Regions from separate parts of the Homo sapiens genome. Here region 2 is linked to region 1. The links are chromatin contacts, found by Hi-C in ENCODE. All regions are on one chromosome and are shown on one strand. Each heading gives the region's core, a stretch centred on a gene start or an enhancer-like site at or near the end of the contact. The rest is flanking DNA. Distances are from core to core; before and after follow the strand shown. Region 1 holds the start of TMEM259 (transmembrane protein 259). Region 2 holds the start of SH3GL1 (SH3 domain containing GRB2 like 1, endophilin A2).

Region 1 (5,568 bases), core at 3,069-5,568:
CACAGGACACACATCCTGCCACACCCAGCACTGGTGTGAGTGACCCGTCCCATGAAGACAGCGGACGTGATGAGAGGGCACCAGTGTTTTCACACAATGTGCACACACTCCAGTCAAAGACTTCAAGTCCACCAGACGCTATGACTCAGACGTCACTGTGTCTCTGCCCCATCAGGTGCTCCGTGCTGACCGAGCTCAGGGCCCCTCTTCCCTGACTGAGCATGACCAGAAAAATGCCCCACTGGACAAGGCCCGTTGCCGCCAAAGCCTCAGCTCCCCTTCAGTCTCCCACCACAAAACAAGGAGCAGGCACCACCCAGCCAGACGCAGGCTCATCCCGAGTCCCGGGTCCTCCTCCCCAAGACCTGTCTGTCATCAGCCACCCTGCAGCAGCCACCTCACCAGGCCCGGCCCTGAGCCACACGCCCAGGCAGCCTCGTCCACGCCCACAGTAACCCTCCCCAGGGAGCTCACCTGCAAATGCTCCCATGGGCCCCTGGCCACCCTCTGCCCGCAACCTGGCTCAGCCACTCGCATGCCCTGGGTGGTCCAGTCCCCTACACTCCATGACCCTGTCCCTGACCCAGGCTCCCCAGCAGGCACCCACATGCTCCAGCCCCACGGCCTTCCCACACGCTCTCCAGCTGCCTGGACACCCCACCCCATCCCACTGGCTGTGGCTCACCTCCAGGAGGCCCTGCCCACCCAGCACAGGAGTCACCCCACCCCTATGACCCTTCCTTCCTCCGGGTCAGCCCACACACGGCTGCACCCACAGGAGCACCTCCCCCAGCCTGGGGCCGTGCTCACCGCCTCCTCCAGGAAGCTTCCTGGATGTTCTGGCCGAGGCTCTCAGGGCACCCCAACACTCGGCCACTGGGTGGGCCTTTCCTTTCCTGTCTCCCCACAGACCTGGAGTGCCAGGAGCAGCCTGCCCGCTCTCTGGGTATTTGACTGACCCACAGACCGACGGACACACAAGCCCGCGGAGCCACACTCTCCTCCCAGGTGGGACACAGAGCCCTCAGCCCCAGCCAGGAAACACTACCTGGGGCTCCCCTTTGTCCACCCGGGGTGCTTCCTGCCTCCAGGCCACCGGGGCCTCTCCTTCCACTGCAGCCTCACAGTGGCCTCAATGTGACAGGTCCCCCATTCAGAGCAGGGCCCCTGGGGTCTCACATACCCCGTCTTTAATCGTCACGACCCCACAAGAGGAGCCCCATTACTCCCTGTGGCTAGGCGCGGGCCCCTGCCCATGTCCAGGGGTGCTGAGTCGAGACCCCTTCACCCTGTGGGCATCCACTTGGTGGTCACCTGGGTCCAGAGCCCAACCGCACAGGTGCAGGCACCCAGTGCCCCAAGATGGACAGTCTCTGCCACACTGGGCTCAGGGCCATGAAGGCCAGCAGAGGTGGATACTGAGGCTGGATGGAGGTCTCCCGAGGGCCCCTGGAACACAGGCCCCTGCCGCCTCCTCTCTCCCCAGCACCTGGCACTGCCTGGCATTTCCTAAAGCCACCCAGGCATGGATGAGGGACCGGGGGGCTCCATGCTGGCTCAGAGCTGGGAGATCCTGGCATTTCCTAAAGCCACCCAGGCATGGGTGAGAGCTGGGGGACTCCATGCCAGCTCAGGGCTGGGAGCTCAGCTGCACAGATGCCACAGGATGAAGCCACCTTGAAGGGATCATACCAGGGAGGACCTGGCTCTCTGCAGGGAGACCCCCGGAAGCCAGGCAGGCAGGAAGCAGAGGAGCCTTCTGGAACTCAAGGCAGCCTCTGAAATCAGGCAGTTCCAGCCTGCACTTTGCAGATAAGTAAAAGTGAAGGCAGCAGGGTCAGATTCTGTGCCACCAGATTACCGGGTGGAAAATTCACAAAGAACAGATTTCCCCACCCAGGCCAGGCATGGTGGCTCACGCCTGTAATCCCAGCCTTTTGGGAGGCCGAGGCGGGCAGATCACCTGAAATCAGCAGTTTGAGACCAGCCTAGCCAACATGGCAAAACCCAGTCTCTACTAAAAAGACAAAAAAATTAGCCGGTTGTGATGGTGGGCACCGGTAATCCTAGCTACTCCGCAGGCTGAGGCAGAAGAATTGCTTGAACCCAGGAGGTGGAGTTTGCAGTGAGCCGAGATCAAACCACTGCACTCCAGCCTGGGTGACAGAGCAAGACTCCATCTCAAAAAAAAAAAAAAAAAAATTCACCACCCAGAGATCTCACAGTCCAAAGCCCTCTGCTGAGAGAGGAGGGATTGGGGTTACTGAGAACCTCCCAAGAGTCTCCACCCTACACAGAAGACGGGGAACTCCAGCTCTGGCCCAGCCCCATCTGACCACCTGTGAGTGGTATTGGCCTGGAGATGGAGCCGGGTAGGCTTGATCCCTTTCCAAACCGGGACATGGTGGGACCAGGGCCCAGGCGACAGGGATGCACCTCCCAAGGAGGCTGAGCTCCGTCGGGGGAACCTGGCCTGGCACCCAGCACACACCCTCCACAAGCCTAAGGACACAGTGGCTCCATCCTGTTCCCAGGCTACTCCATGGAAGGAAAACCCACGTCCACAGACCAGCCTCCGTCCACAGTTTCAGGCCCCGTCTGTGGACCCCAGAGCCGGGAAAGGCCGCCTGCCTGCGTAACCCTTCACAGCCCTGCTCAGGTGCCTACTGAGGCGACCATGCCACTCTGGGGGGCTGCAGGGAGGAAGGTGGGAAGGATGATGGGCTGAGCTCTGGCCTGGGGAGGCACGGATCTGGAGGCTGGGGGGCCTTCCGTGAAGTGGCAGCAGGCTGGGACCCACACCCAGGTCCGCAGGACGGCCAAGGTCCAGCTCCACTTGCCGAGCCCAAAAAAGCAGCCAGCTCCTGACCAACCTGTGTCAGGCTGGGAACTTGCCCACGATCGCAGCCTGGCCCGCCAGCATCGGACCCCTCTTTGCAGGCTAGATCCAAAAAGCTCACGGCGCAACTTCAGCAGCCCCCAAGCCCCGGCGCGGCGGTGTTCTGATGCAGAACGAAAACGGCCACGTCCCCATTTCGCCAGGTGGCCCAGGACCCCGGCCAGCTTGTTTTCTGAGGGGCTGCAGCTGCTACTGAGCCCCTCTTGTCACCCAAGCAAGACTCCTTCTCAGAGGGAGTCAGGCCGATGCCTGTCCTGCACGGCTGAGACCTCTGCCATCTGAGGAGGGCGGGAGGGGGACAGAGCCCAAGACGCGGAGGCCGGTGCCTCATAGGGGAGGCACGGGCGACAGACCCACAACCTGAGCTCCTGAAGCAGGAAGGGAGTGGGGACCCAGCGGAGGAAGAGGCCGGGGATGGGGTGGTACGCTGCTGCCGGTGACTTTGCCGCTAACCCTAGCGAGGTGACCTCAGCTAAGTCACATTCCCCTGAGGCTCAGGAGCGGGGAACGCAGCTGAAAGGCTACAAGGAGGGAGAGAGGGGAGTGGGGAGTCGACTTCCAGGACAGGGGTTGGTCCGAGGGAGACCTGCGTCAGGCTGGGTTCTGGGCCAGCACATTGGGAGGGGAGAGAGGCCTCGGAACTGAGGGTCTCAGGCGGCACAGTCAGGGGTCAAAGGGCGGGAGGTGCTACCTCGCAGGCCAGGACCGGACTCCAAGCCTGGGTAGGTGGGGACCTGGGAAAGGCGGTCGCCGGGGACAGGATGGGCCCTGGAGGGAGCTGACAGTGAGGTTTCCAGAGTAGAGAACAGCGGCTTCTAGTGCAGCGGGATCCGGCCTTCCCGGGTGGACGTCCCCGGGCGGGATGGGGTCACGAGACGGTGTCCCTGGCCAATCCCAGGGTCAGAGGTCGCGAGGGAGAGCCCTAATCGGTAGGGCCGGGTATAGGCCTCAGGGTGCAGGGTGGCGCTCGCTGTCCCCAGCGGGGCCAGGGGTCGCGGTCGGAGGTAGCAGACTTGGGGGTCGGGACAGCCGCTGGGGTCAAGGGTCGGGGGTCGGGGCCGCGGTCACCTTGAGCAGCACGAAGAACTCGAAGAGACGGCGGAAGGCGGGCGGGAAGAGCCGCGAATAGGTGACAGCCATCTTGAAGAACAGCGCGTGGAAGAGCCGGTCGCGCACGTTGATGAGGGGGTTGGGGTTGAGATTGGGGGTGCGAGGCCCGCGCGCGGGGGCCGGGCCGCCGCCGCCGCCGTTGGGCCCGGGCCCCGGAGCTGCGGGCTCCACGTGCTCCGACATGCCTCCCAGCGTCGCGCCCTAACGACCCGCAAGTGTCCGAGGGCGCCTCCCGGCCGCCATCGGCCGCCCTCGCAGCCGCCGCTCTCCTCACGGCCTCCCGGCCGCCGCCGCCATCTTCCGCTTTCTCGTCCGGCTGCGGCGCTGCTGACGCTAGCGAGTCGCCACGCCGGGCAAGAGCGGCCCCCCTGCGCCCGCAGAGAACGCTGGGATGCCAGCGGCGCCCGCGGAGGCCTCACCCCCTACCTCGGCCGCTCCAGGGGGCGGGCCTGCATCTGGGCCACCTCTTTTGCATATTGGCACCCACAATCCACCGCGGCTATGAGGCCAGTATAAGGCGGTAAAATTACGATAAGATATGGGATTTTACGTGATCGAAGACATCAAAGTAAGCGTAAGCACGAAAGTTGTTCTGCAACATACCACTGTAGGAAATTATGCTAAATATGAAACCGACCATAAGTTATCCTAACCAAAAGATGATTTGATTGAAGGGCTTAAAATAGGTGTGACAGTAACCCTTGAGTCGTGCTCGCTTCGGCAGCACATATACTAAAATTGGAACGATACAGAGAAGATTAGCATGGCCCCTGCGCAAGGATGACACGCAAATTCGTGAAGCGTTCCATATTTTTGCTGTAGTCTACAGCTCGTCACCTCGTTTGGCTTCTCTTGCCCGGATCCTGCCATGACGTCACAGGGCCAGTAACGTCATAGTCTTCCCGTGTCCATCTCCTGTGGCGCCACTAAGGTTGGCGGTAGAACAATCTGGCAGTCTCTACTCCTGCGTGGCGCTGTGCCACCTGCCCCCGTAGCTTCGCGCAGCAATGAATAAATAAGTGCTCTTCAGGGGCACTTACTGAGTGCCGGCTGCGTACACAAGAGGATACTATGGTTTTTGGGTTTTTTGGTTGTTTGTTTGAGATGGATTCTCGCTCTGTCGCCCAGGCTGGAGCGCAGAAGCGCGATCTCGGCTCTCTGCAACCCCCGCCTCCCGGGTTCAAGCCATTCTCCTGCCTCAGCCTCCCAAGTAGCTGGGATTACAGGCATGCGCCACCACTCCAGGCTAATTTTATATTTTTAGTAGAGACGGTTTCTCCATGTTGGTCAGGCTGGTCTCGAACTCCTAACTTTAGGTGATTTGCCCGCCTAGGCCTCCCAAAGTGCTGGGATTACAGGTGTGACCCACCAAGCCCGCCAAAAAAAAGTTTTGTGTTGTTTTTTTTTTTTGAGACGCAGTCTCACTCTGTCGCCCAGGCTGGAGTGCAGTGGCGTGATCTCGGCTCACTGCAACCTCCGCCTCTTGGGTTCAAGCAATTCTCTGCCTCAGCCTCCTGAATAGCTGGGATTGCAGGCTTCCGCCACCACACCCGGCTATT
Region 2 (5,568 bases), core at 1,139-3,638, 3.4 Mb after region 1:
TTCTTTCCAGGGGCAAAGGTACCTGCTGGGTGTTACTGGGGACTCGTTTCTCTTTGCTCCCACTGGGCATCTCCGAACTGTGGGCAGAGAACCCTGTTTGCCACCTTGGCCCAAGCATTTGCTAAGATCATTGCTCATTCCTCGGTGGACTCTATCTACACAAATTCCACACAACCTCACCCTGCAGTACACGGACCAATAGGATTCAACAATCTGAGGCTTCTTGTCTTTTTTTTTTTTTCAAGACGGAGTCTCGCTCTGTCACCCAGGCTGGAGTGCAGTGGTGCAATCTCGGCTCACTGCAACCTCTGCCTGCCGGATTCAAGAGATTCTCCTGTCTCACCCTCCTTAGTAGCTGGGGTTACAGGCAAAAATACAAAATTTTTGTATTGTTAGTAGAGATGGGGTTTTGCCATGTTGCCCAGGCTGCTCTCAAACTCCTGGCTTCAAGTGATCCGCCCGCCTCGGCCTCCCAAACTGCTGGGATTCCAGGCATGAGCCACCGCGCCCGGCCAAATTTGAGGCTTCTTGCATTCGAAATTGCAAAGTGAAAATTTTAAATGTGCCCAGTTTTCTGGAGAGTGGATCCACAGCTTTCACCAGATTCATGAGCAGTGGGCCCTGGAGTTTCCAAAAAAAACCCTTTATCTGTCCATATCAAATGCACTTAGGCTGGGATGCAGCATTCTACTTCTGGGAATTCATCCTATAAAACTAATCCCACTGGTGAGCAAAGATATTCACTGGCTATTTATTGTAGTAATGGTAACAGAAAATTCCGGTAAACAATAGAGATATCTATCAACTGACAACTGGTTAAATAAATTATGGTATATGTCATGGAATGAAATACAATGTACCCATTAAAAAGAGCCAAGTAGGCCAGGCAGGTGGCTTACGTCGATAATCCCAGCATGTTGGGAAGCCGAAGCAGGCGGATTACTTGAGGCCAGGAGTTCGAGACCACCCTGGGGCACATGGAGAAACCCTGTCTCTGCTAAAATTACAAAAAGTAGCCGGGCGTGGTGGCGCATGCCTGTAGTCCCAGCTACTGGGGAGGCTGAGGCAGGAGAATTGCTTGAACACAGGAGGCGGAGCTTGCAGTGAGCCGAGATTGCACCACTGCCCTCCAGCTGGGGCGACAGAGCATGACTCCCTCTCAAAAAAAAAAAAAAAAAAAAAAATCCAAGAAGTGTGGAGTATGGTCTAGAGCAGTAGTCCTGGGGGACAGGAAAGGAAGGGAGGAAGGAAAGAAGAGAAGGGAGGGAGGGAGAGAGGCAAGGAGGGAGGGAGGAAGGAAGGAAAGAAGGAAGGAAGGAACGAAGGGAGGGAAGGAGGACTGATTCTAAGGGGACACACGGTGATGTCTCAAGATATTTTTGGTTGTCACGACTTGGGGGTGCTCCTGGCCCGGAGTGGGTGGAGGCCAGGGGCGCTGCTCAGCACCCCGCAGTGCCCAGGACGGCCCCACCACGGAGAACAATCCAGCCCCAGATGTCAACAGTGCCGACGGAGGGGGAGAAATCCCGCTCCAGTGTGATCTCCAAGCAATGAAAAACACAGCACACAGGATTCTGTGGCATATGCTATCACAGGGTACGTGTTTTTAAAGGAAAGGCACACACGTATCTTAGGAAAGGGACATACGGAGTCGATGACAGTCGCTTGTCTCTGGGGAGAAGGGCTGGCTGCCCGAGGAGCAGAGAGGGGAAACTGACTTCTTCCTCTACCTTTTCAACTTTGTACCTTGCCCATCCAGAGGATTTTGAACGTAACTGCTCTAGACGCAACTTTTCCCTGGCTCTGGGTTATCTGGCAAGAGTCCTGTGTCGACAGCCTCGGGACTCCTCTCTTCCCCTTCTCTCCCCGCACCCCGCCTTTGCAGCGGAGAGAAGGAGGGGAGAGGTCCGCGTCCCTGGGCAGCCCAGGGTGCCTCTCCCCTCCTCCCAGGGGCTCTGTCCCCGCTTCTGGAGCCCGCATGGCGGGCAGGGCCTGGGCCACCTCGTCGCCCCCGTCCGTCCCTTGGTCTTCCCACCTGGCAGGGGACACGCGCCAACGTCCCCACCTCGGTCCCCCCGGCCCCCTCCCGGGCCAGGTCGGGCCTGGCTCCCTCATCCGGGCAGCCCGGGGCCCGGTACTCGGCTCCCGCCTGGGCCTGCGCTCACCTGGCTCGCCTTGTAGAACTGCTTCTTCAGCCCCGCCACCGACATGCTGCCGCCCGCCGCCGAGCCTCCCGCCCGGACCGCGCCAGCGACAGGCTCCCGGGCGCCGCCGACCCTCTGCGCGCCTCAGCAGTCCCCGTCGGCGCCGCCTCCGCCACCCGCTTGCCAGCTCCGCGCCCGCCCCGGCGCCGCCTCAGCCGCTCGCGCGCCCGCGCGGCCAGGATATTACATGGCAACCGCACGCTTCCGGTGCCGGCCCCCGCGCGCGCCCCCGGCCCCCGCGCGCGCCCCCGGCCCCGTCTGCGCACGCGCGCCCTCTGCCGGCTGAAGAGCGCACGTGCACATTGTCTACCGCGGGAGAGGCCGCCTCTGTCAGTGAGTTGAGCGGGGCGAGCCTAGAGGGGCCGTAGCAGTTGCAGCGCCCCCTGGAGTCGTGGAGGTGACCCTAACGTCTTGGAAAACGCGCTTAGTTTAAACCTGGCCAGGGAGGTTGGGAAGTAGAAGGGGCCCCTGCTTACGATTCTTCAGATTCCTGTTTACTCATCTTAGCTAAATCCAGTTCGTCTAAGTGTTCAGCCCCCTCCCATTTTTATTTATTTATTTATTTTTTTTTTGAGACGGAGTCTTGCTTTGTCTCCCAGGCTGGAGTGCAGTGGCGTGATCTCGGCTCACTGCAACCTCCGCCTCCCGGGTTCAAGCGATTCTCCTGCCTCAGCCTCCCAAGTAGCTGAGATTACAGGCGCGCACCACCATGCTAGGCTAATTTTTGTATTTTTAGTAGAGACAGTGTTTCGCCATGTTGGCCAGGCTGGTCTCGAACTCCTGACCTCAGGTGATCCAACCCCCAACCCCCCCACCAAATCCAGCCTCCCAAAGTACTGGTCTCACAGGTATGAGCCACCGTGCCCGGCCACCTCTCTTCCTCTCTCTCTCTGTCCTGTGTTCATCCATTCAGTTGCCCACGTGACACATCTAGACATCTAGGTCTGTCTTCATGCCTTGACCATACTTTCCACCAGTCCTCCCCTCCAATTCTTCCTTGTCATGGCAGCCAGAAAGATGCTTCTAGAATGCAATTCAGGGCCAGGGGCGGTGGCTCACGCCTGTAATCCCAGCACTTTGGGAGGCCTAGGTGGGCGGATCACGAGGTCAGGAGATTGAGACCATCCTGGCTAACACGGTGAAACCCTGTCTCTACTAAAAAATAGAAAAAATTAGCCGGACGTGGTGGCGGGCGCCTGTGGTCCCAGCTACTAGGGACTCCGTCTCAAGAAAAAAGAAAGAAAGAAAGGAAGGAAGGAAGGAAGGAAGGAAGGAAGGAAGGAAGAAAGAAAGAAAGAAAACCTGTTTCTACACTCACAGGCTGACACTGAAGTTCTCTGTTTTGTGTGAGGCTTTTAATCTGCTTGATCTACACAGTTCAATCAAATATTTATACATTCACTCAAACATTTATTGACCTGGTAAATATGATCAGTTACTAACAGGTCCTGGGGTTCCAGTGAGGAATGAGTCCTACCCTCGCCAGAACTAATGACAAAAGGCAGAAATTAATTCATTAGTCAAATAACAAACTAATAAATAGACACAGCTGTAATTGCTTTAAGGAAAAGAACAGTGTTGTAGGCACTTGATATTGTCAGGGTTGGGGAAGAAAAGGCTTCCTGGGGTGACGATCTAAGATCTGAAAAGTATAAATTAGCCAGGAAAAGAGCTGCGAAAAGATTGTTCTAGGCAGAGAAAACAGCATGTGCCAATTTCCTGAGGATTAAACCAGAAACGATCCATTTCGTCCATTTCGTTCACTCATTCTACATGTTATTTACTGAATGTCAAATACTTCCGAAGCGCTCCCCAGACTTCGTTTTATTGTTCTTGTAGAAAGCAATTTATAATTTTAATTGCTGTTGCTATATTTAGCCGATGTCCCATTAGGATAAACTCAAAACTCCAGGTTCCTCATCTAAATCCCACTTTCAAGTTGTCATCTGCGCCTTGCGTAAAATGTTCTGGTGACGTAAGAGCCTGGGCCTCCCTCCTCTTAGGGACTATCCCACGCGATCAGCCAGTCGCAGCGCAGAGCAATGAGCTTGACACCTCCTTCCTCCAATCGCAGGGCAGCTCCTCCCAGCCAATGACAGGCCTCCGAGGGGAAGCCCAGTCCCTCGCGGATATGTCAATGGGCGAGCCCTGGGAGGAATGGAAGTCACGGATCTCGCGAGGATGCCCCCGGCGCCCCTCAATTCCCGAGGCGGGCCGTCACGTGACCCGGGCTCGCCCAATTGGCGCGCGGACTGCGGGGGTCGCCGCGGTTCCCGCCAAATACGAGCGCGGCGGCCGCGGCGGCAGCAGCGGCGCGGGCGGGAGGGCGAAGAGCAGCGGCCGCCTGAGGGGAGCCCGCGCCTCCGCCGCCTGAGAGGAGGTCGAGCTGCCGCCGGGGCGATGCTGGAGGAGCTGGAGTGCGGGGCGCCCGGCGCCAGGGGAGCCGCCACAGGTCGGTTCGGGCCCGCGCCGAGGGGAAGGGGGGGCGCGGCGCGCGGCCTGGACGGGCCGAGGCGGCGATGGGAGGCGGACGGGCCTCCGGGCGCCAAGCCTGGTCCTGCGGGCCGGGCGTTCACCCCCTGGGGCCTTCTCATCCCCAGCGAGGGCCTGGCGTCCCCAAGGGCACCCTTGTTGACGTTATTGTTGTAGCCGCGACCATATTGTTTGTTTCCGGCGCTTTTGCGTCAGTTCGTCCCTCCAGGACTCTCTGGGGCGGTGGGTCGGAGGGGCCGAGAGGGGAAACTGAGGCCCAGGGAAGCGAAAGGGCTTGCCCTGCAGGTTACTGGATGCGTTTGTGTCCCTTGACCATGTTGGACCTTGCAGCGGGTGGGGAAACTGAGGCCCAAGGTCGCACGGGCTCGGGGACCAGTACCGATGCCGCTGAGGGTCGGGGTAAGCCCGGGTAAGAAGAGGCCCAGATGGTAGAGATGGCCAGGAGGGTGGGACTCCCGAGTTCTTGCTCCTTCCTGATATGCACCGTGACTTCCTCCTCCGTGTGCCTTGGAATGGGGTCTTTGGAGCCCACCACAGGCCTCCTGAAACGTGGGAGGGTGAACCAAGGAAGACCAGACTGTCCCTCTCCCTTGCTGGACTCTGCATTACATAACGCTTTGGCAGCACTTGGCATTACGCTTTGGCACATAGTAGGTGCTCAGTAAATAACGTGAACGAATGAAGGGCTAGAATGGACGCCAGTCCAGTTTCTCAGCCTCAGCAGTGTTGATATTTGTTGCCGTCCTGGGCACGGCACTGCAGGGTGTTAAGCATCATCCCTGGCCTCCGCCTTTTGCAGGCCAGTAGCAGCCCCTCTCACCATGCCTTAGTAACAGCCAGAAATACCATTGCCCTGTGTCCCCTATGGGGC

Evidence for each region. Hi-C counts contacts between places; a loop is a spot of excess contacts on that map. Pooled maps may share reads with other maps.
Region 2: a map with no recorded cell type shows a loop between it and region 1 (20-fold over the local background). The contact joins the promoter of SH3GL1 here to the promoter of TMEM259 in region 1. A Hi-C loop is called at or near these places in 1 of 168 maps with a recorded cell type or tissue (posterior vena cava), 1 of 37 single-sample maps with no recorded cell type and 2 of 50 pooled maps.

The regions. Positions count from the first base shown.
Region 1 is chr19:1,016,805-1,022,372 of GRCh38, forward strand. It overlaps TMEM259 (transmembrane protein 259), which reads right to left and starts at 4,319. Exons shown (of 11, transcript NM_001033026.2): 1 at 3,968-4,319. The coding sequence starts at 4,192. RNU6-2 (RNA, U6 small nuclear 2) reads left to right here and starts at 4,718; the gene lies at 4,718-4,824. RefSeq lists silencers at 1,603-1,822, 4,081-4,140, 4,171-4,240, 4,401-4,510 and an enhancer at 2,206-2,805.
Region 2 is chr19:4,398,159-4,403,726 of GRCh38, forward strand. It overlaps SH3GL1 (SH3 domain containing GRB2 like 1, endophilin A2), which reads right to left and starts at 2,389. Exons shown (of 10, transcript NM_003025.4): 1 at 2,166-2,389. The coding sequence starts at 2,210. CHAF1A (chromatin assembly factor 1 subunit A) reads left to right here and starts at 4,482. Exons shown (of 15, transcript NM_005483.3): 1 at 4,482-4,656. The coding sequence starts at 4,605. RefSeq lists enhancers at 1,750-2,579, 4,242-4,939, 4,940-5,568 and silencers at 1,868-1,917, 1,978-2,487, 4,450-4,729.